2 separate regions of the Mus musculus genome follow, and region 1 is linked to region 2. A link is a loop called in an ENCODE intact Hi-C map of the cell type or tissue named here. Cell type or tissue: heart. All regions are shown on one strand. Each heading gives the region's core, and the rest is flanking DNA. Links, peaks and the distances in the headings are about the cores only. Region 1 overlaps Slc9a9 (solute carrier family 9 (sodium/hydrogen exchanger), member 9). Region 2 overlaps Slc9a9 (solute carrier family 9 (sodium/hydrogen exchanger), member 9).

Region 1 (12,041 bases), core at 2,439-10,438, 120 kb after region 2:
TCAGTGGTCCAGTGCTTGAATAGCATGTATGCAGCCCAATCCCCAGCAGTGTGGCAAGACAGATAAACAGGCAGACAAAGAAACCAATCCCAGCGACCAGGGAGTTGACAGTAGATGATAATAAAGCAACCTGAGGTCTTCAGCTAGATAGTGCTAAAAATTCAAAACCGTCCCCACCAACTCCTGCTCAGTCCACTGGGAGCTGAGAGGTCACTTATGGTCACCTTCCAGTGCATTCCTTTCAGTCTGGTCAGATGAGCTGGCAAAGCAGAGTGAAGGCAAGGACCATTCCTTTGCCTTCTTCCCACTGCAGAAGGAGATGGGGAATAGGGGAGGCTATGGTTTTTGATATAATGCTGCAAAGCAAAAGCATTTCCTTTCTGTACACTGTAATTTGTGACCAGTTAGGTGTAAATGAATCCTGGCTGACCAGCTCCCACTCAGAAGTCAGCAGCTGTGTTTCCTAATGGACCATATTCTTGTCAAGAGGAACATGAGCATCCTCTGTTGGGACAAGGGACACTGTGGCACAGGTCTACCTGATATCTTCTTTGGAGAAAGGGCAGGGCAGTAGGTCTTCATGGTGAAACTTACTATCATCACGTTGTGTTTGTTTGGCTAAAAACTCAATTACAATGGCTTCTGCCACGCCTGAACCCCATGTCAGTAGCACTCTGAGGTTCCTCCCTGATGTCCTGGCCACAATGACTTCCAGGAAGTGCTCAATAAATGGTGGGAGTGAATGGCATACTGTTGAGGCTGGGAGGGACACTAATGATCCCAGAAGTGTCACAAGTGTTCATGTAGCAAGTCACATTGTCCTGATTCTAGTCTTATAGTCCTCTTATGTTCACAATTCCCCTTCCCTCAAAATGAGGCAAGTTGGTTCCAGAACTACCCTCATTCTTTACTAGACAAACTCAGATTCCAAGAGAGCCATAAGTGGACCCAGGGTGGCAGGAGGAGGCACGGGACACCAGCAAGGGCCTGTCGTATCCAGCTCCATCAGATGATGAATACATTCTACTTCCTCTGAGACCCAGGGACATTGTATCAGCTAGGGATCTGAGGGTTTAACCCAGAAAGCATCGGATACATGCTACAAGAACAGTTGAGGCCTGAGGCAGCTTAGCAGGCAGGAAAGTAGGGCAAGTTGAATTCTATACCCTGTGGGAGAGCTGTGGTTAGATGACAGGAGCAGGCTGTGACCTCACTGTTGGGGTCTTGGGGGGGGGGAATTGACTCCTCACCTCAGTCACCAAACTGGAGGTGGGAACAATGAAAGGATTTTACTAACCAGAAACATCTATTCTGTTCAGGAAAGAAAAATAGCGCTAACAGATGTTGGTGAAATAATTCCTATCGAGCAGGACTGTAAACTTAGCAGCATGCACAGCTCTGAAGACATAAGAGCCAGGTAGACTGGGAACCACATAGCCTTTAAGTTAAATCACTGGGCTCTCTCTTATGGTCACTAGGAAATTATAGAGGGGAGTTGTTAGCTTGGCATTTCCTTTTTCAATAGTAAATCAATGGATCCTTCATTTTGACTAAATTGTTTTCCTGCCCTCCGGGGAAAATATGACACAAGCGTAATGCAGATGCGGAAGCGAAAAGGCCAGGCTGGGACAAAACATTTAATTAAATCTCCTTTTATAAAACAACCCTCCCCTCAGCTTGACAAATGGATGAAGCAAAATGTGCTTATGCAGGCAAAACAATTAACCAGGTCCATCACACTTTATAACCAGCCTGGCTTGAGCGAGGGGAGGGAGATGGTGATCCATTCTGTACTTGTCACATATGTGCTGGGGAGATGGCAGGGGCCAGGAGCCCAGTGTCCTCATGGTGGTGGCCTGGGCTCTTCACTTCCTGGTGGAGTGAAGGTCTGTGTGGGAGTCAGAGGTATCAGAGGTACTGTGCTTACAGAAGAGGGTGGAGAATTATTTAGAAGACCCCGCAGGCTGTGTGCAGGCGCACACAAGCATGTATAGGATGAGTTTGCATGGGGTGTGGGCTGGTATAGAAAAACAGTGTTTGGGGGTCTCTACCTTTAGCCTGCTCCAGTCATTCTAAAACGTGTGCAGGGTACAGGGGAGTCTGGAGACATCCTGGTCAAGCTTTTGGAAATCAAGATCCAGTCCCACTCTGGAGAACGGAATCAAGCCATATAGTTCTTAAGCAGAGACTGGTCCTGAGTTTCAAGACATCGGTCTGAAGCTCTTCCGCCTTCTATGCAGCATCCAGGGCTAGGCCCATACCGAGTTCAGGAAGGACATTGTTAAACATTGTTTAAGAAGACTCTGGGTCTCACTTGATGGGGAAAGGACATGTTATGGACTAAATTTAGGTCTGAGAGCCCAGGACTGTTGCTACCATACCCTGCTACATTTTGTTTCCTTACCAGGGTCCATTTATTTATAATTGAATCATTTGGTCAGTTCTTCAACGTGTTCAGCATTTGACTCCTGTGTTTACACAGGCTGCTTTATCCCAGCTGCAGATGATTGAGACACAAGGATATTTGAACTGTGCTGGATCCTGGAGAAAGAACAGCGCAGTGCAGGTGACAGGTTTCAGAATGCAAAACAAAACAAAACAAAACAAAACAAAAACAGGCATTGCCACATGCTAGACGTGGCTCAGCCTTTCCCTCTGGCCAACTCGGGGAGGCTTCCAAAAGAGGCCTGCTCAGTAGGTACGCTCAACCTCATTACAAAATTGACACAGCCAGAGGTACCGAGAGGTGAAGCAGCTCAGCTCAGGGCACACAGCAGCTAAGAAGGGAGAAGAGCCAGCATCGGTACTTGCGGCGTCCTTCTTCTAAGCCATGAGCTTATACTAAATCTGGCTCATCTTATAGCACATTCAGAGTCTAGTGGGGGACAGGGCACAGGAGACGAGGGAAAGTCCTCTATGGAGCTGGGAAAATCTCATCTAAGCACAAGGCAGGTGGGATAAGGGAGTTGGAATAAGGCGGCATTCTGAGTCACAGAGACCTTGCAGACAAAGGCCTGGAGGTGACTCCCTGTAGGGTGCTGTCACACCTGGTTCCGGGAGTCTTGAGGGTTTCAGAGTGTGTAACTTGTCCTACTGCTTAGGCCTAACATTTTAAGGAAATTCCACCGTTCTCTATATCCTCCATTCCATTTCCCAACTTTTCCCTAGCACTAGATAAACAGTTTCTGTATGGAGACAGAGCGGTGAGGCAGAAAACAGAGACTTGAGAGGCTGGGGTATCTATTGAGGGCTTTGGTGGGTAGGAAGGAGGTGGTGGACATGTTTGGTCCTGAGGACAAAGCAGGAGCCACTCACCTTAGAGCTCATTGGAACTCTGGCATCTGATGGGCCTTCGACCTCACTTAGAAGGCACCTTACACAAAGGCTAGCTACCTTGCTACCTCATTTACCTTTCTCCTGGAGTGGGGGTGGGTGGGTAGGTGGGGGTGGGGGTGGGGTTCTGAGCAGCAGAATTAGCTGGTCCAAGATGCATGGTCCTCAGGCACATTAGCTACATTGTAGCTGCAGGGCCATTGAAGTGCGTTTGTGTGTGTTTGTGGGAGTGGGGCAGGAGAGGTGCTCGGATTCAACCTGCCACTCTCTTCAGCAGCAGAGATGCCCTTTAAAGACTTTGCAAGTGCTGAAAACACTGCCGTTTCAGTGTTTCCGGGAGGAAATCAGGAAGTTTTTCAAAGGCAGTGTAAGAAAACCTTGAGTTGCCACCCCGCTCATGCCGTGTGGATTGCCAGAGGTTTCCCGTCTGTTCGTTCTTGGCAGGGTAGGGTGTGCATCTCATCAGACATATAAAGCTGTGTGGGAAAAGAGCAGCGGGAACCTGGGGGGTTAGCCCAGGGCCTCAGCCGACCTCTGTCTCGCAGCACAGAGTTTTCACTGAGCACGGCGATCTGCACTTTGATGAGAAATTCCAGAATGATCACAGCTTCGTGGTTAGAGAGAGCACGGTGCTCCCAAAAGATTTCCACTAGCAAAAATGGAATGTTTAAATATGATCATGCAGAAGAGGCTTGGAAATGAGCCTCACTGACTTCGGGGGCTGCTCTTCCATAGCATTTGGTGCAGAATTATGAATGGATTTTTAAGAGCTGTACTAGATTATTCTCCTTTGACTTTAAGACCTGGGGCGACTCCTTTCTGTGGCACGAGGAAGCTTCTCTTGTTTGGCAGACTCATTCCTCACCATGACATGGCTGTGGCAACATATCCTGAATAACTTAGGACTTTCTCACATCTCCATTTTCTTTTTCTCTTGCCAACACTCAGCTACCCCAAGGCTCATTTTCTGGGTCCCCACAAAGGAGCAAACTCGTAGCCAATCTGTGGAACTGTAACCACGCTCAATTCTCACCCTAACCCCAATAAGTTGTATGCTGTGATTGAACATGCTGACTGTCTCTTGGTAGCCAACAGTCTCTCCTCTGCCAGGAGGACTAACCTGAGGTTCAGTCCCAGGTATCTTGTCAGGAAGACGTGTGCATTTCCTGTGTTCTTGAGGATAACTCAAGACAGTGATTGGCATGAGTCATCTGAGAGCAGATGTCTGTAGTGCAGCCATATTGAAGTGAGGGGTGCATGGCCCATGTGGGCTGTGGTTTCTGTCTGTCTAGGTCCATCTCTCTGTAGCCTTTGAGTTCCCCATCTCAGTTCCGCAGTTGCTGTTTGGTCATATATGGAGTAGTCTTTAAAATACCCTCTAAGCAGCAGGTCATTTGCCCATCTTCCCGATCACACAGGTGCCCATTACTGTTTTGAATCAGCTCACTCCCTCCATCCGAGTCTTCCATCTCATTATGACAATCCCAGCACCTGCCCTGGCTGACCAGCTCCGTGTAATGAGCCCCTGCTGATCTCTCCTGCATCCCATGTCTCTCCCATTTATTACCTGTTACCCTTTCATCGTTCCTTGAAGAGATTTTTTGCTATCTATACTTTGACGGCTAGAACCTTCCTTGTGGAGAAGGTTTGCAGGAAGGTTGTCCTTCCGAAGAATAGATTCTTGTTCTCATTGTCACCTTACCCTTCTCTATCCCAACACTTAGCAAAGATCATCATCTAAAAATCACAAATCTTAATTGGTTCCTGTCTATCACACTCAGGACAATATAATCTCTAGGAAACGGCTCTTTGTTCTATGTCCTCTTGGAGTAGAGAAAACCAAAACCCAAAAACCAAAAACCCAAAACAAACAAACAAAAAACCCCCCAGGAAGCCAGCATTTCTGAATGAGGGATCTTGTAAGTGAATGCCTAGGTGGTGACTCATGTTAGCCCCATTTTACAGATGAGGAAAAATGAGATTCAGGTGACTCACTTAGAAAGTGGTAGGTCTGGAGTGGGAGCAGGAAAGGTACTCTTTAACCCCTCTTGTTAATTGCTTGTTATTGGCAGGTACTTCTGTATGGAGCCCCAAAACAAATGGTCATCAGACTAAAAGCAATAGATGGAGTTGAACAGTAAATAGGTCTTGTCGTTATCAATGTTTAGTACCTGGATAAGATGGAGAAGGGAACAGTTATCAGTTCATGAATTCAATGTGATGGAGGAGTTGGGGAGTTGGAAGAGCAAGATCAGCACATGCAGAGGCACTGGTGTGCGATGAGCTTTGAATACTGAGTTCTTAGAATAGTTGGCTATCTGTCTGGAGTGGGAGAGGGAACTCTGGCCAGAAAGGATGAATAGTGACACTTTTAGATAAACAAGATGGGCTACCTATGGCAGGGCTCCTGAATTGCAGACAGCATCATCCTCCATGAGTGAGTGCAGTATACCATGCTGGTAGCTCTCCAAGCTCTCCCCAGCCAGGAAATGCAACAACTGCAGGCCCCTGGTGCTCTCTGCACTGCTTGCTCCCCGCATAGATTCTAACTCTTTAAAGATACAGCTTACACCAGAATGACAAGTGGGACCCAGGAGGCTAAGAATCACAGGCCTTTCTTAGAGCACGGGAGAGGACAAAAGAGGACACAGTGCCATTTAAGGAAACCATGCCAGGCTGAGGGGTCAGGGGGTGAGGGGTGGGAATGGGGTATGCGCGACAAGGGTTTTTCTGCTCCGCTGGAAGAATGTTCTCTGAGGCCGTAGCCCTCTGATTGTTTCCAGTACTTAAGCATGATCAACGGCCATTTAAGCTATGTAATGTACAAGGAAGAACTCCAGTTACAGCCTCGGGGAAAGAAAGAGGCTTTTGAGTCCTCTGAAATGCTGGCTGGCTAAAGAGACACATCAACACACATTGTAAAACAAACCGTTCTACAGGTGAGTTAGAGCATAGCCCAGGCTGGGAAGAGGAGATTTGAGCCAGTTCCTGTCACCACAAGTTTCCTAGTTATGATTCCTTAAAGCCTTTACTGGGCTCTTCTCTGTACACATGTGCTCTGATGAGGTGAGTGCCTTTACCAAACGCTTTCAGCTGTAGGATTTCAAGACGTAGCTCAGCAGTATTTCAAGACACAATCTGTGCTATTTCTTCAGGAGCTGCTTTGCTGTGTTTTATGTGTTTTAATTACTGCTGTAATGTGCTGCCCTCGGAGGTGCCTCTCTGAAAGGGTATCCCCTAAGACACAAAGACCTAGATAAACGAAGGAATCCACAGACGAGGGGGTCATGTTAGTAAATCCAGTGAGCCACTGTCTAATGAGTTTTCTTTCTTTTTTAAAGCTTGGTACTGGGTGCGAGGCAGCAACCGTCTCTCTTCCAAGCCTACCCGCTGAAGTGTGATGACCAAGGTCAGCCACAGAGCATGCGCAGAGCTGAGACTGCAACGTAATACTTCCCAAAGGCTCTCTTAATTCTTCACAACCCGGATTCATGCTACCATGTTTAAATTCAGTCTCACCGTCCCAGTGAGTCTAAAAGTCATAGCGCCAATGAAGGCAAAAGAGAGCATTTTGTACTCAACTCTGGTGGCAATTGAAATCTAGTTCTCTTGGCCAGGAAACACATTCCATAGGCTCAGTTCCTAACCTGAGTCATATTATCCCAGTCACACACTCAACGGCAGTCCTTGGCTTAATAAAGTAGGAAATGAACCTTTGACTCCCGAGAGTTTCCTGACTTGTGGTGGGCGTTGCAACGACTTAAGCCACCCCCACACCCCGCAGCCACATCACACAAGTTCCGGTATCTAAGCACAAGCGAGGTCAAAACAAAAGATGAAATTTCATAAAAGAGTTGCAGCTACGCGTTTCGCTGTTTTAACCGACTTCCTAAAAAACACTTTAGAATCAGCTCCAACTGTGTCTAGAAATGAAAAAACGGAAACCAAATTCAACACCCTCACAGTAAAGTTCTTTGGTACTGGGTTGGACAAAAGCCCAGGTTTCCTCTGTGTAAATGAGGTCAAGAGCCCGGGTCAGCCAATTGTAAACTAAAGTCCCTGCATCCCATTTTCTCATGGCCAAAGGCTCATGGTCAGTGAAGTTGCCAGGTTTCCACAAAATTGTGGTGCAAATGTATGGCCTAACGCCATAGTTTGAATATGAAAGTGTTCCCACATTCCCGCTCCTCCCCCTCCCCCTCCAAGGTTCATGTTTTGAAAACCTGGTCTCTAGATGGGGACGAGTTGGAAGAAGCAGATGACTGTGTGGTGGGAGCATGTCCTTTGTAAAGGGTCCTCCCCTGCTTTCTTTCTCCATTTCCTGTCATCACAGAGGTAAAGAAGTTCTTTCACTAAAAGCTCCCACTACAGCGGGTGGTGTCCTGTCCAGTCACATTGAGGCCAAGTAGCTAAGGACTGACAAATCCTCTGAAACCAGGAACAGAATAAATCTTTCCTCCCTTTGATTTGCCTGTGCCAGGCATTGGGTCGCAGCAATGAGAAAAAGGGGAAAGAGCCTGATGCAGCTGATGGTCCAGGCTCAGTGCTGGAGCCTGGAGCGTTCGAAACAAAGGAACCAAGGAAAACAACTTGAGGGGTTGAGAGAAAGTCTCAGTCCATAAAATGCTTGCTCTGCAAACAGGAAGACCCAGGGACGGTGGCACCCTTCTGTATTCTCAGCCTCCGTGTGAGGTGGGGGTCAAAGACAGCGGGATCCTTGGGTTTTGCTGGCCACTCAGTATAACCAATCAGTGAATTCCAGGCTGATGAGAGATACAGTCTCAAAAAGTAAAACAAAACAGCAACGTACGCATATGTACATATACGAGCAAACACACACACACACACACACACACATACACAGAGAGAGAGAGAAAGAGAGGGAGAGAGAGAGAGAACAATTTTTGCATGTTTTCTTTTCCCTGAAACTCCCAATCCCTAACCTACTTGTGCAGACCTGTGAGGGGCTGCTTCCGATGGGGACTTACTTATTTACAGAGAGTTCTTTTAAAACGTTCTTTGCTCATCATCACAGAAGTAGCCTCAGTCCAGGCACAGCGAGTCCCCTTCACCAGATTGGCTGTGTAAGGAAACAAGCGTTTTCTTTTTCCCTTCCCGATCCTTTCTGCGGCATCCCTCTCTTTATCTTGGCTTTGCTAAGTTTGTGGGTGGGGTGGGGTGGGGGGATGTTGGGATACTGAATCTCAGTGGTTGAGAGAGGATGTGACTAGCACATAAACAAAAGCATGGGTCTTCTCTGCAGCAGGGCCACTCTGCCCTCTGGAATTAGATGGAAGGCAGAATCTAAGGGCACTGATGCAGGGAACAAGGCAGATTTGGTGGGAGACTTGTGAAATCATTTATCGATGCCTTCTGCTCCAGTGAATTGGAACGATCATCGGTTTAAAGAGTAAGCTGAGAAAAAGGAGACGGGGGCTTGAGAAGAGCGAAGGAGAAATTATTAAGCGGTATGAGAGAAAACGGGCTTGGGAACTTCAGGATGATTGATGCTCAAAGGGTTCAAGCGCCTACACTGTATGCCAGGGACTGCGCTTGGAGCTGGGAGGCAGAAGGAAGCGATCCAGAGTCACCTTCACCCCCAGGAGTCCCACAGTCTACAGTGGAGACCTGCCATTCAGATTCACAAACAGAGTATGAATTACTTTCTGGGACTGTGATCTATCAGGAAGGGACATATGAGGATGGTGGTGGGAATGCCAAGCCAGAGGAATCTGTTCTAGCTGAGCAAGAGAAGGCTGGTGAGAGAAAGATTCTCAGAATAAATGACTAATGTAGTATAGGACATGAAGAGGAAATAGGGACCCTCCAGGTAGCGAAAGTGGGAAGATTGGATGTCTTGGTAAAGAGGAAAAAGCCTATGGGATTATGTGGCATGTTGGTGAAGGCATCAATATACTGTATTGTATATCAATACACTGAAATGTAGGGTATATGTATATTTGTACACGCACAGGCACATGTTTGACAGAGGAGTTTGTACAACTAAGTGATTCTCAGAAAGACAACTGCTGAATGCCATGACCAGCACATCTGGCTCTCTTATTTCCGTGGGATGTTCCTCACATACTTGAAGCTACATCCTTGTCTCCTGTAGCCTGGACTGCAGACATACTCGCAGGAAGCCTGCCTGCGTTCTTTGTTTTTATAACATATGTTGAAAGCAGTAGGACATACCACACAGCCCAGTGAGATACTGATAAGGAGATGTAAACACGAGCCAGAGTTTATTTCACCTTGGTGTCTGGTGGGGTTATACACTCTGAGGATTTGGCTCAGTCAGCTATTAAAAACAAATTTCTGAGATATGTTTGGATCAAGGATTCAAAACAGAAACATTAAGTAATTAAGTAGAACAAAGCAATGGAAAAGTGGAAACTGTACCATCGATTCATAAGATGCATTTAGTCCCATGGTCTTATGTTTTTGTTTGGATATTTTCATTTTGTTACCAACCAAAAATTTCTTTCTGAAATGTATTGCCTCAAAATCTACCTTATAAAAGAAAACAAACAAACAAACAACAACAACAACAAACCCCTCCTGACCTACCAACCAACTATGAAGAACAAAACTTAGTGTGATGGTTCAATGAAAATGTCCCCACCCACAGACTCATAGTGAGTGGCACTACTAGGAGGTATGGCCTTGTTGGAGGAAGTATGTCACTGGGGTCTGGGCTTTGAGGTTTCAGAAGCTCAAACTAGACCCAACATTACTCTCTCCTCCTGATGCCTGCCAGATCTGGATTTAGAACTCTCTCCAGCACCATGTATACTTCCATGCTGCCATGTTCCCTGTCATGACAATAATGGATCAAATCTCTGAAGTGCTAGCCAGCCCCAATTAAATGTTTTCCTTTATAAGAGTTAACATGGTCATGGTCATGGTGTCTCTTCACAGCAATAGAAACCCTGACTAAGACACCTAGGCAGTAAATTGTGCTTAGCAAATGCCCCAAGTGACTTCTGTCTGAAATAGCATTAAATTAGCAGCTATTATGGTGACTAGGAGCTTCTGAGTCAGTGCTTCTCAAGACCCCGAGAAGCCAGTGCCACTGAATCACCCAGTGCTTAAGTATTTGGGAAAAGAAACCACGGGCCTACGGCCATCTCATCTCAGAGACAGATATCCTTGTCTGTCTTCACAACAGAAGACACTAGGAAGCTGTCCACAGTCTCACTCTCTGCCTCAGTTTATAGAACTCGTGCTGTCACAGGGCAGGAAGTGAAGACAAAAGCTTGGGGTGTAGGGGTGTCAGCTCCACAAAGTCACAGGCTTTTGTCTCCGAGTCTATGCTTTATATGTTGTCTGACACAGTACAGCTCACTGAGTGCTTTAGTTACTTTCTTCATTGCTGTCACAGAATAGCTAACCCAAGAAACTTAAGGAAGGATGCTTTTAATTTAGCCTATGAGGTCCGTCATGGTGGGGAAGGCATGGTGGTGGCAGGAGTGTGAGGCAGATGTTCCCATTGCGCCTTGAGTCTCAGAGCCAGGGCAGGTAAGTTCTACTACTTGGCTCTTCCTTTCCATTCATCCAGGATTCTAGCCCATGAAATGGTCCTGCCCATGCTTTGGCCAGTTCTTCCCCTCTCGATTAACCTAATTACATAATTCCTCACCGATATGCTATCCTAATTATTTTTCTAGTGCTATACTAAAGCACCAAAAGCAACTTGGGAGGAAAGAGTTTATCTAACAACCCTCAGGTCACTGAGAGAAGTCAGGGTAGGGACTCAAGGCAGAAGTCAGAAAGCCGAAATTGAAGCAGAAGCCAGGGATGGGTGCTGCTCACTGGATTGCTCCTTATGGCTTGCTTGGCCTGCTTTCTGATAGAATCCAGGACCACCACCAGCACATGGCACCACCCACAGTGGGCTGGCCCCCCTCCAAAGCAATCATTAGTTAAGATTATGCCCAACAGGCTTGCCTATTGGCCAATATGATAGCTGAGAGTCTCACTTCCCTAATGACTCTGGTTTGTGTCAAGTTAACATTGTTAGTCAAACAAATCATCACACATGCCCAATGGCTTGTCTCTTAAGTAAGTCTAGATCCAGTAAGGAGGCAGTCGATCTTAACTACCACAGTGTGAATGGAGATGGCAGAGGGCTGGGGTGGGAATTGGCATTTGTGATGCAACACTGCACCCTTAGGAGATAAATGTCCCGTGAGTAAGATGGGGACTAGACTGGAGATGCCAGGAAAGGATTGCAATGACTAGTCACAGGTCCTGGGAATGAAGCAGGAAGGACAGAAGATGCCACAGGTCTGGGTTATAAGTGCAGCATGTTCCACTTGCTAGCTGTAGCTTCAGTGAAGGGTGACGAAATCTATGCACCTGTCCCGTAGAAGACACCAAGTCTGGAAGAGTCTGGAACTCATCAGACTCAAGTGTTAACAAAGGCAACATGATCAGCACAGAGCCCATCAAGATATTCTACTGCAAGAGGAAAACCGATTCCTCCTGCAGACAGCTGAGAAATGAGCTTCTGGGATCAGGATGGAACTCTAAAATACTGTTACTCATCTTCAAGAACATGACCTAATCCTGGACCAGTTTAAATAGGTTGTGGACTCTAGAGAGGTGGCCCCATGCCCAAGAGGATTTGCTCTTTTCTGAAATGACCTGGGTTTGGCTCTCAGTACTCACATGCTGCCTCACAACCATCTGTGATTCCACATCTA
Region 2 (12,041 bases), core at 2,774-10,773:
TTCCATTTAATCCAGGTGTCTCAATAATGTCTATCTGGCCAAATACGGGATTGATTTTTCATTGCTTTGGGATTCGCTTAGTCTCAAATAAAACTAAGCAAAACTAAGCCCAAATTGCCCACTGGTTCTCCCAGATGTTGGCGTTTACAGTAGGAAAGAATACTCTAAATTCGTACACCAGAGACATGATGAGGAGCGATTTGGGAGCCTTTGCTTTCTCTGCGTTAGACTAAGAAAATCCTGATTGCAGGGCAAAGCTCAGGGTCTTCTGCCTTGCTTTCTCTTTCCTTCCCTCCACCCACTCTCTCTCCTTCTAAGACAGTTATTCATGTAGCTCAGTCTAGCCTGGCACTAGCTCTGCGGATGACTTTGCTCTCCTAATCTTACTGCCTCTGCCTCCCAGGACCCCAGGGATTGGTGACACATGACACATGTGACTGGTTTTGGGGCTCACAACCTTGTTTCATGATTCCACTGCTTGACCAGGTACCCAGAAAGTGTTCAACCAGCCGGCCAAGAAATGTAGTAGAAGATTGATCTGCAGGTCAAATTAGAAGCCACACTTTTCTATTCCACACTGACTCCAGGAGCAAATCCACTGGATTCCAAACAGGTGGCCAAAATGCTGAAACCAAGCGATTCACAGAGTAGGGATGGCTGAGGGGCAGCAGGAAGAGAAGAAACTGCCAAGGCTTCACAACTCCTTCTGATAGGTCTGATGTACAATAATGTCTGATCACTCATTTCCTCATTTAAATCTTATCTCAACTCTAACTCACATGTAAGTGTCCCCATTTTGTATATGCTCAGAGAGGTTACACATCTCCCACCTAGCAGACCTGGAATTCAAATGCAATATGTCAACATACATATTCTTTCTACATATGCCCATTTAATAATACAACTGTTATGTCAAAAGTATCCTTTGCAGGAAGATTAATATTATATTGTAGACTGGTATTTATGACATGATTTTTTCTGTCTATATAATGGAGGCACTGATGGATACCCATTGGAGCCACTTGTGTGACAGAATTAGATTCAGGTGACAGCTGATGAGTTAGAATTGTCTGCAGCTCTCCTTTCTGAGATGGTCCCCACAACGTTTTATTGTCTCCCCATCCTGAAAGGCAAATGAGCCCATAGTCTTGCTTCTTCCAGTCTTCAGATCTGGAAGCCTCTTTCATTTGCACTACCTGCCACGCCTTCTAGGCATGTTGAGGGCTTTCTTGACACAGAGGGCAGACACAGAGGGCAGAGAAGGTACAAAAGCTACGAGACACTTGTTTTTCAAGAACCCACCAAGATGGGTTTGATGACAATCTATTCTAGGACCAAGAGCTAGCCCATTAACCCCCATGAAGCTCAGGTTACTCTTGGTTATGTGGGATAATGGTTGGTTAAGAGAAAACTAAATAAACTCAGTAGACATTAAATATCTCCAAGTCACTCATTTAAAAAGAAGTCTTTTCCCTACCTCCAAGTCTCAGAGGATGCTATACCTGATGATGAAGTTGTAAACTTTCCAACCCATTTCTAAGAACTCCACCTTTAACTTTACCTGCCCCTCTTCCATTCTATCTCCAGTACTGTCTTCTGTTGTGCTTTCGGACCATTTCCAGCCTCCCTGTAATTATGTGATAACATAAAACTAAATAGAACAAATGTGCAGAAATGTGCAAATGCTCTTGCCACCTATGTCTACCTCTCTGCCCATGGCCCCTCCCCTCTTGAGAACAAAGGCCCTACTCTTTTGGCACGAAGCATCTCTCTATTGTTCTACTTTAAGGCCCTGTAGTAGTCAATAATGCTCAGCAGAGATGAACAACTTCTGGAAATTGATTAACTAATTGCGGTAAGAACTTTGAAATGACAGTGTGCTCTGAGTATATTCTTTTTTTTGTTTGTTTTGTTTTTGTTTTCCTGAGACAGGGTTTCTCTGTGTAGCCCTGGCTGTCTGGAACTCACTCTGTAGACCAGGTTGGCCTCAAACTCAGAAATCTGCCTTCCCCCTGCCTCTCAAGTGCTGGGATTAAAGGCGTGGGCCACCACGCCCGGCTCTGAACATATTCTTATGAACATGGTAATGGTCCTGCTAACTGTGTAGGCATTACTGAAGGTTCAACGGTGACCTCTGCATGATAGAGACAGTGCTGTTGTCCTAGAGCCCGGGCAGCATCCGAGTATGTCCAGCCTCTCTCTCTCCCTGGTCCTGGATGGTTAAGAACAAAGGAGCTCAGGGGATAAGACAAACCCTGAGGCCATCATTGCTGCTTTATGATCATCTGCAAGGTGTCCTGTCTCTAATCTCAGTTTCCTCGGACAGTGTTAAATGGGATGACAGTCGCACACTGACCCATCTGTGCTCCTGAAGCCCAGCACAGAGCTCCTGCTCATGAATGCCAGTCTTCCTTCCTCTGGGTGATGTTCATCTCTTTATAGCCTCAGCGGAAAGTGGGTTAAAACACAGAAAGAGCATTTCATATTCCATCTGCTAGCCACCACTCATTCTTTCAATTCTAAACCATTATGGTTTTTCCCCCAAGGGGCAAACAAGGCCCTAAGAAGATTAAAGCAGCATGTAAATTTCAGCTTAGTTTAAAGCTAAGCCCCTTAAGAGACCTCTCTTTGCGGAGATGCTGAAGCCTGAGACAGGGGTTTTCTGCTGCCAGGGTGCTCAGGGCTGGCTCTCAGGCTGGGCTCCCAGAGCATCTCGCCATTCTCAGAAGGAACTCTGTTAGAACCACTCAGAGGCTTATGGGTGTGGTGGGGAACCTTCTCCGTACAAGTTCCCTGATGAGAAGACTCTGTCGGTTGGAGGACAGGCACAGACCACTGCCTACAAGCAGCGAGACTCCTGCACTCTGTGCTTACCCTAGTTTTTAAGGAGTTGGGTGACCTTACGTGGGAATTTAACCCCAGGGGACACAACTTCCTCTCTGCTGAGCGATGGGTAGAAAGGATGATGTTGCAAAAGTTTAAGGTAGAATTTGCTAGTTTAGTCACGTCTGCTCTGCTGGATATTGAGAGGTCACAACTGTAACCCTCTCAGATGTCTGACAGGCAGGGCTGATGCAGTGACTAAGCAAGTGACCCCTCCACATCCAGACTCCTGGAGCCTTTAAGATAGTCAGGTGATGATGACCTGACTATCTGGGTGGTCTTTTTGTTGTTTACCTAGGTCTGAGCCTCGGTTTGTTTAGGTATGAAATGGGCCCAGAGCTTATACCTATACCCAGGGTCATGATGAACATTAAATTAAATAATGCAAGACGGTTCCTCAGTGTGTATATTATTCATTAGCTGTAATTATTGTCATTCTAAAATTCTTCTGTTCATTTTGTGCCTATCCTGTGTCTAATTGGAGGATGATTATCCTCTAAAAGCCTCTTCAGTGTAAAAATAGGTCCTCTGGAAAGTGCTTTCAATGCATTCAAATTACCGGAAGATTTTGTTCAAATGCAGATCTGAGTCCACAGGTCTGTGGGGCTTAGGGTTCTATGCATCTCTTGGCTCCAGGCTCCTGATCCATAGAACTAAACTCTGAGTTGCAAGGCTTTGGGCAGTGATTCTAGAAGGAGGTGTTTATTCGAATTCCCTGGGTGGGAGCCTATTCACAAGTCCTAGCCACACTCCCTGCTGGTTAGATTGCAGTGTCTTGGGATAGGACCATGCCTCACAGGTGCAGCCACCTAAAGGCTTCCAAGCATCTCAAGACTGAGGACCACCACTCTAAGTTGGCTGCATCCTGGATCTAAAGTGAATAACAATTGAGCTTTGTCCCCAAGGACTCTGATTCAGGCCTGAGCATCACTGTCCTTTAAATGCTTCCTGAAGCAAGTTTGGGAAACACACACTAAAGCGTAAACTAGAACTTGGTAAACACAGGGAGACGGCAACTCATCTTGTAAAGGCTTATAGTAATTAATTTCCCTTGAGAGGGACCCTTGGCCCATATGAGATCTGCACTGAAATATGGCCAAATAAGAACTTAAAAAAAAAACCCTACTTCATAGGCAAAATCCTATTTAATAGCTGCTATGGGGGATACTCTCTGTTGTCCAGTAGCTAAGAATGGGCCTAAGAAAAAAAGCTCCCTAGCCCTCTTCACCACTGACTTCAGTATGACCTTGGGGGACTCTCCTATGTTTATGTTTCTGTATTTTGTCATTCACAAAATTTGGCTAATCCCGTAAAGTGATCTCAGGACAGACACATCATTAGATGCAGCTTCAAACACACCTTGCTGACTGAATCCTGTGGTTAGGTACAATAACACAGAGTCTATGACTCTTGAGAATCAGTTGCAGGTTAAACTGGAGCCCTCTTTAATGGTGCCAAACGTCTCCTGTTCTTCTCTTGCAGAGTTTAGGATAAATGCACCAGGAGATGCAGAGAATCAGCCAGAGGCCAGGAATGACTTTTAAAAAATGGCAGGGTTCGTCTGCTGTTTGGTCTTCCAGTGGAAAAGTGGGAGTCACAGGACAAAGAGGTTCAGTAGATGGAGCCAGGTGGTGTGTCTGGAAATCAGAGCTATCCGGTGGCAGGAGCATGGTTTAGAGCAGTGGCTCTCAGCCTTTTCTAATGCTGCAACTCATTAACACTTCCTCATTTTGTGGTGACCCCCTGCAACCATAAAATCATTTTTGTTGCTACTTTACAACTGTAATTTTGCTACTGTTATGGATCTTAACGCAAATATCTGCTTTCTGGTGGTCTTAGGTGACCCCTGTGAATGGGTCGTAACCCACAGGTTGGGAAAGGCTCAAGCCCCACCCAGAGTGGCTGCCAGTTTCCTTCTGTTATCCGTGGATCTAGATGTAGAACTCTCAGCTCCTTCTTCAGCACCATGTCTGTCTGCATACCACCATGTTTTCCACCATGATGATAATAGACTAAACTTTGAACTGCAAGCCAGTCCTAATGAAATGTTTTCTTTTATAAGAGTTACTGTGGTCATGGTGTCTTTTCACAGCAGTAAAACCCTAAGACAGTGGTTAGAGCTAGGAATTCGGGAGTGTGGGGCTTTAAGGACTGACGTATTGCACCATGGCTTTGCAAAAGTGGGTGGGGCATGCATCTTTCATTCAGAAAGATGGTGCATACTGCCAGAATTCATCAAGAAGGAACTTAAGGAATGCTTCTCAGGGCCAGTGAAATGGCTCAGAAGGTAAAGGTGTTAGCCACCAACCTGATGACCCGAGCTCAATCTTTGAGACCCTTGTGGTAGAAGGAGAGAGCTGACTGCAGCAAGCCTGTCCTCTAACCTCCAATAAAATTTAGAAAGAAATGCTTGCTGGAGCAATGAATGAATGAATGAATGAATGAATGAATGAATGGAGCAGTAGAAAGATGTAAGATGAGGCATTGCCCAGGAGATGAAGGATGCTAGAAAACAGAGTGGGAAGGCCATCAAAGGAAGGACGAGGGTGAACATGTGGCACTGCTGTCAATAAGCGGCAAGGAGGATGAAGCACAGATCTGGGAGAGCCCTGCAAGGGAGAGGCAGGAAGGACTTGGAGCCCATCATCTTGAGTGAAGTGAGGAGGTCAGTCGGGTGGGGGTGGGGAGAGTAAAACCACAGGTGAGAAGACAGTAGGGGCAGTGATGGGGAACTAAAAGAAGGAGACAGATGACGGGAACAGCCAGGGAGAAGGGCCAGGGAGCTTTCAGGAGGGAGGACATGTTTGTTCAAGGACTTGGGCCTGAGCAGGGCAGAACCAATATAGGTGAATGGTCGGAAATCTCACGGTTTCTGGAACTGGAAGTTTTCAAATTGCACAATCCTCCTCATCTTCAAGTATCCTCGCCAAGCAGCAGAGTCTCTCCCGCATGACAAATCCACCTCAGCTAAGCAGCAGACATCCTCTTCTAATACCACCGATAGTTTCTTTGGCAGCCTTCCCACCCACCACATCCTGCCCCTCCCCCCAACAGAGACACAACTGGACCTCTTGTATTTCCCTTCCAAATATGGCCTCAAGCCTTCTTCCTGTCCTGCAGATCCTCACTCTTCCAAGGCCACAGCTAGTTTACAAATAGCTCTTGTATAAATTAGGGAAGGGAACTCACTGGCTCCTGGGCAGATGATGTGGAGAAGGTTCAGGTGAGAAAATGAGACAATCAAATATCTCGGAAGAAGATCTCCTGTGTTCTGGGCGGGATGTGGAGCAACAGCGGAAAGTTCAGGAAAGTTTCTCACAGAAATCAATATCTGAAGTGAGTTACCAAAGAGCCTCGGGAAGGCCCTGGGAAGCAGCGCAGATGCTCCCTGCTCCAGGCATGCATTTTGGAGGAAGGCTGCCTGAGGGAGAGATCTTCCCAGAGGCTTGAACAAAAGCAGGGGTGAGAAAAGGGTGGTTTTCAGTACTGGAGAGCATGTTTGTCCAAGGTGTTGGGGGTTAAGTGTGGGGACAAGGTAACAAGAGATAAGAGGGGTCCCAGCTCTTGGTTTCACACAGAGATAAGACAGAGTCAAGTGTGCCTGTGAGAAATGTCATTCCAGGAAAGTGAGAGTTTTTTTTTTTTTTAAACTAGGAGAGAATTAGGCCTCAATGAGACATTTGTAAGTGACCTGGTCCCAGCGGTTGGCCCAGAACTGGACTGTATTTTACCAAGCTCAACTAGGTGTTTCACCCACACTTCAGCTCTAGGTGACTTTGCAAGATTTTCCTAGAGAGCTGGCAGCTTTTCTCCTCCACTGCTAAAGCCAGAAAGGACCAGGATCGGGGAGGCACAGATATTACCCTTGGTCCTTTAAAGATGTGATGGCGTAAGCATCTCCCTTTCCTCCAACTCTCAACAGGTGATCATGTTACTATTTAGAAAGTGAAACCCAAATGCCCCGTTGGCTGTTGTCTGACATAAAATTCCAGACAACATTTCTGCTGGATGAGGTGGGGGAAGAGAAGAGAAGGCTTGGGGCTTTGTGGGAAACGGTCATTTTCTTAGTCAATTCTTAGTCACCAGCTGGGATGGCGTGTGAGTAAGCCCCGCTACAGACAGCACTTTGTCTGTCCTTCCACTTGACTTTATAGCAGGCTTAACTACAGAGAAAGGACATTCCCCTGGCTCTTCTCTAAGTAAGGTTAACCTAGAGATGGCCTTGGGGAAAAGAGAGATGGGAAAAATCCACACTGTGGCCATCACCTCCTGGAGATTCACTGGCTGAGCTACCAGGAAGTGCATGGCTTGATGGCTCTGTGTGGACATGCCTTCCTTAGACTCCAGCAGTGGTGAACGCTGGAGGAGCTGGCAGACGGTTCCCAAGGCTGACATAGCACTCAGAGAAAAGCCAGAGCCCCTACCTCTGTAGCTTTCCAGAGAGACACTGGAGGAAGGAGGACATATATACCCCTCTCAGCCTTCCCTTCATCCTGGCTCTGAGGCTGGGAGGAACTCGGTTTGAAGTTCTCAGATCTGATAGAAGTCCAGCCAAGTTTGACTCATTAATGCGATACCCAAGATCTAACTTTAAAGAAGCCGATAACTTATTATCATCTCTGCTGATAAGGCTAGATCTCCTTGAAGTTTCTCTCTAGAAAGATACTGTGAATAGTGACTCTTCCCAAACTGTTCCCCTGGACATTAAGAATTTGCCTTCTATTAATAACACTTTGAAAGTCTGATTTAACACCCCTCCTTCCTTCTAGGAAATGATTGAAACGGAAGTCCTAGAGCATGGGGGAGGACTTCCACAGATCGTTCCAGAGGTGCACCCTCCTCCTGATAGTCCTGGGAGGAAGGCTCCCACAGCCAGTTCTCCAAGCCAGGCCCCACACAGTCTTTGGTGGTCTGGCACTGCTTCCTGGCCACTGTTTACTCTGCACGCAACTTCACAACAGCCAACTGACTTGCGTCTGTGGATCGTAGCTTAGGAGAATATATTTCTATTTTGATATCTGATGGGGAACAAGATGTCAGAATTACTACTAATTACTAGTACTAAGAAACAGACTTCCTTTTAATTTACTCAAGGAGTGGCAGGGCATAGAACCTCCCTTTCTATCATTATTCCCTGAGAATCCAAAATGCCAATGGAAGTGAGGGGTTTGGATGGGCTGGGGAAGAGAGGGCTGGAAACAGATTTTTTTGGGGAAGTGCTACTAGCCATGTCTATGGCTACATCTCCCCATGTTCTGGTAGGTTGTCCCCATCTCTCCAGCCCCTCTCCCAGAGTTACAATCACTTTAGTAGACTGCTGCTGTGTTCTTTCTGTTCACGGAAGCAGTTCATGTCTTAGTATTGACTGCTTTATGTCTTTTCTCATTCCACTTTCTTGACAACCACAGAAAGTGAGGACATAACCATTTTCACTTGAGAAACAGGCCCCGAGAAAGTGGGTAATTCTTAGAGCTGCACAGCTCATAAATGGCCGGAAACCTAGACTTGAAGGCTTGAACTGTTTCTGTCTGACCTTAAAATAAAGAAATCAGGGGTTTATCTTTCACACAAAGTCATATCCAGTCGGGTCTTTGTGTGCTATGATGGGTGGCTGAGGGGAAATACATTGCTAGGGAGAGAAATCCCTGGAAAGAGGCCATCTACACAAATAGGAATATTTGAGTGTGGACTGGTCTCAAGGAAACTCTTGAGGAAAAATGACAGCTGCAGCTAGCCGAGGTCATTTCACTTTAAAGCTCACGATCAAAACTAACTGCCCGTCACCTCATAAAAAAAAGAACTGGCTGAAGATAAGAAGTGTATGAGCGGCTAGGGTCTGGCCGACAGTGAGACATGGTCACAGGTCTTTCTCTATAGCTTCTTATTTAGATTGTGATGTTGGAGAAATGTGTCAGATTTATTGCGGAATAGGACAAAATAGTGGTTAACATCTTTGTGTGTGTGTGTGTGTATGATATTCTAATTGGCAGCTTAATAGGATTGTGATCCTCCCCTTAGTCCTATTGTGGTTGGTCTGCAAAATCGTAAGATAGATTCCTTCAGAAATGTGTTTTAGAAGTTCGAGTTGAGCAAACATAGAGAGCGTTCTTCTGCTTTTCCGTGGCCCAACCTCTGTGGCTGCTTCCTGGACCAAGACTGTTGTGCGCCACGGAGGCATCATTACAGAGGCAGAGGAGCTGAGGTGTGGCCACTGACAAGCAACCTGGGCCTTATTAACAGAAGGCTAGGAGTTCCTCAGAAGGCCCAAGCTCCTTTTTCAGCATCCCCTTCCCTTCTAGCCCCGACAGGTTCACCCTGAAGATGACAGCTAAAACCCTGGCCAGACTCTAGGCACCTAAACTGCAGTCCTATCAGATCCATACTAAATATCTCCAGCAAGGGAAACTCTTGCATCTACCCCCATAAGTATGTAAGATTTATAAAGGAACAGTGCCTGCCAAACATTGAGTGCTGTGCTGTGATGGTCATGTCATGAGCTCCAAAGATCTAGCCATTCTTATGGCTTTGAGGACGTTTCTACTTGCCTGTGAGTCTCACGAAGGCTATGGTGGTGCTCTCTTTGGTGAGCTACCAGAGCCTAGCATAATGATAGGTGCCTGGCCAAAGTCAGTGAATGCCTGTTTAACAAATATACAACTATATCTTGCATATCCAAGGGTTCTGTATCTGTGGATTCAACAAGCCATAGACCGAAAGTATTGGAAAGAATATGGTATGATACACGTATACAGTTTGTCCTTGTCATATTCTCAAAAGAATACATTGTGAAATAACTGTCTACGAGGTAGTCCCATAGCATTGGGATTTGTCAGTACTCTAGAGATGATGTACAACACACAGGAGTTAGATGCTGGCATGGACAAGACTTTAGGTTCCATCCCTAGCACTGCAAAATTAAGTAAATAAAATACAACATTCAGAAAGATGTGTATAGGTTCTCAGCAAATACTGTGTCATGTTATGTAAGGGATTTGAGCATTTATGATTTCTTGATTTGATTACCCTTGGGGGTTGCTGGGAGCCTCAGGGGACGACTGATTATAAAAACCCAGCCCAGGTCACCAACCTCTTCTGCCTGGTCTATCACATGACCTGCTATCCCTGCCTACCCTTTGCATTAGCCATCAGTATGTGTCTTAGTCAGGGTTTGTATTCCTGCACAAACATCATGACCAAGAAGCAAGTTGGGGAGGAAAGGGTTTATTCAGCTTACACTTCCATGCTGCTGTTCATCACCAAAGGAAGTCAGGACTGGAACTCAAGCAGGTCAGGGAGCAGGAGCTGATGCAGAGGCCATGGAGGGATGTTCTTTACTGGCTTGCCTCACCTGGCTTGCTCAGCCTGTTCTCTTATAGAACCAAGACTGCCAGCCCAGAGATGGTCCCACCCACAAGGGGCCTTTCCCCCTTGGTCACTAATTGAGAAAATGCCTTACAGTTGGATCTCATGGAGGCATTTCCTCAACTGAAGCTCCTTTCTCTGTGGTAACTCCAGCTGTGTCAAGTTGACACAAAACTAGCCAGTACAGTATGCATTTGCCACAGTGCAGCCAGAATGACGATCTAAACCATAGCACAAGTGCCATGGAGTCCTCTGTGCAGAATCCAGCACTGGAACTTGCCAACCGCTGCCGGGGGTGGGGGTGGGGGGTTCTTCTGCTCTCTGATTTTTCTCAGCCCTGTCTCTTCCTGTTCTGGGTTCTTCTCAGCTTTGCTTTCATTCTCCGTCCCTTCAGGACCGCAGAGCAATGACTTGGGATGGCCCATATACCTGCTGCTTCCTTGTTCTGTTTATATCCAGACATTTGCCAAGTCTGGTGGAACTCTGTCTTTTTAGGGAAGGCCTTCCCACTCTGTCCTGGTTGAGTGATTTGTTCTCCGCCATGGTACCAGAGTCTGTCTGTTCTCGGTGGTCAGCTGGTGTAGGATCCACAGAGTAAGGTAATGGACATCTCCTCCTAGTTCTGTATCCAGTGACAGATGGCACCACAGGGGCAGTAATTATACCATGCAAACTGGCATATGCCATAAAGTCATCTTTATTTTTTTTCTCCAGATAACTGATTTTTAAACATTTATGAGTATGTTACTGGTTTAGTCTGTAGATGCCAGACGTATCTCAGCCTCTGGTGCAGAGCCCAGCTCAGAGCTCTGGAAATATTTAAAGAGTTGAATAAACATAAGTTGAAGCCCTTCCATGTGGCCGCAGTGAACTGTGCACTCTATACCTGCTCTTTGACCTTCACACTCACTTACAAGTTTCATACTACTTCCCTAATTTCCAAACAGCAAAATGTGGACTTAGTAAAGGGAAATGATTTGGCTGGGTCACAGAGTAGGCAAGCTACAGATCTCCTGAGGCTGCACATAGGTTCTGGTCCATTCTGCTGCTCTGAGCATTCCAGACTGTTGACAGTCTGGCTCTGGTCGCTGGATATGGCCCACAGCTGGCTAGTTCCCAAGCTAACTGATACCTCTGTGTTCATTGGCCGGGCTCTCAGCCTTACAAAGATACTCAGGCAGCTGTGTGTCTGGATCAGGCGCTTGAGTTTGTTACCTAGGCGAGACTCATCTTTGGAGATTATAACCCGTGGCCCATCAGGCACAGAATGGCTGAACAGTTAAGGTCTGGGATATTTCTGGAAAGCATTACCTGGGATCCATCAGTAAAATAAGTAACTCAACCCACAGAGAAATAATTAGTCTGTGATAAACTGGGATGTGTGAGAATGCTGTTTGGCCACATGACCGCAGAGCAATGACTTGGGATGGATCATCATTAGCAGGGGAGTCCCAAAGGGCTCTGAAATCATGCCACCCACATAGCTTCCCCCTTGGCTCAACACTGTCTGCTCCTGCTTCCTCTTGGTGTGATGTTTGCAGACTAATCTTGGAAAGGGGCCCGAGGCCAAGAACAATTGAATTTACTCAAGTCTTTGTTTACACATCTGTAAAATGGAAATAATGAGGACTCTCTACTTAATTTTCGGGGAATCAATGCAGAATAGAAATGTTTAAAAACAACCACTATTTCAAACCAGTAGTTGTGTGGAACTTTAAACCAAGTACACGGACCTGAGTGGAGACCTTGGTGACTACGGTCTTGTGTCTGTCAACCCGGCCCTGGAGATGATAAGA

What was found. Hi-C counts contacts between places; a loop is a spot of excess contacts. Peaks named below come from ENCODE experiments on the same cell type or tissue, not always from the same donor. Only the 100,000 strongest peaks of a DNase experiment are listed, where the experiment ranks them.
Region 1: a loop joins it to region 2, with 4 times the contacts of the local background. A loop is called at or near these places in 2 of 42 quality-filtered maps.

The regions. Positions count from the first base shown.
Region 1 is chr9:95,067,898-95,079,938 of GRCm38, reverse strand. The region is part of intron 12 of Slc9a9 (solute carrier family 9 (sodium/hydrogen exchanger), member 9); the gene reads right to left. Among named protein-coding and RNA genes, the nearest start is that of Gm32018, 240 kb to the left of the region's middle. In heart, for the core only: no CTCF peak of the experiment used is centred there; DNase peaks (open chromatin) are centred at 7,108 and 7,338; H3K27ac peaks cover 382 bases.
Region 2 is chr9:95,188,205-95,200,245 of GRCm38, reverse strand. The region is part of intron 14 of Slc9a9 (solute carrier family 9 (sodium/hydrogen exchanger), member 9); the gene reads right to left. Among named protein-coding and RNA genes, the nearest start is that of Gm32018, 120 kb to the left of the region's middle. In heart, for the core only: no CTCF peak of the experiment used is centred there; a DNase peak (open chromatin) is centred at 5,915; H3K27ac peaks cover 1,919 bases; H3K27me3 peaks cover 2,263 bases.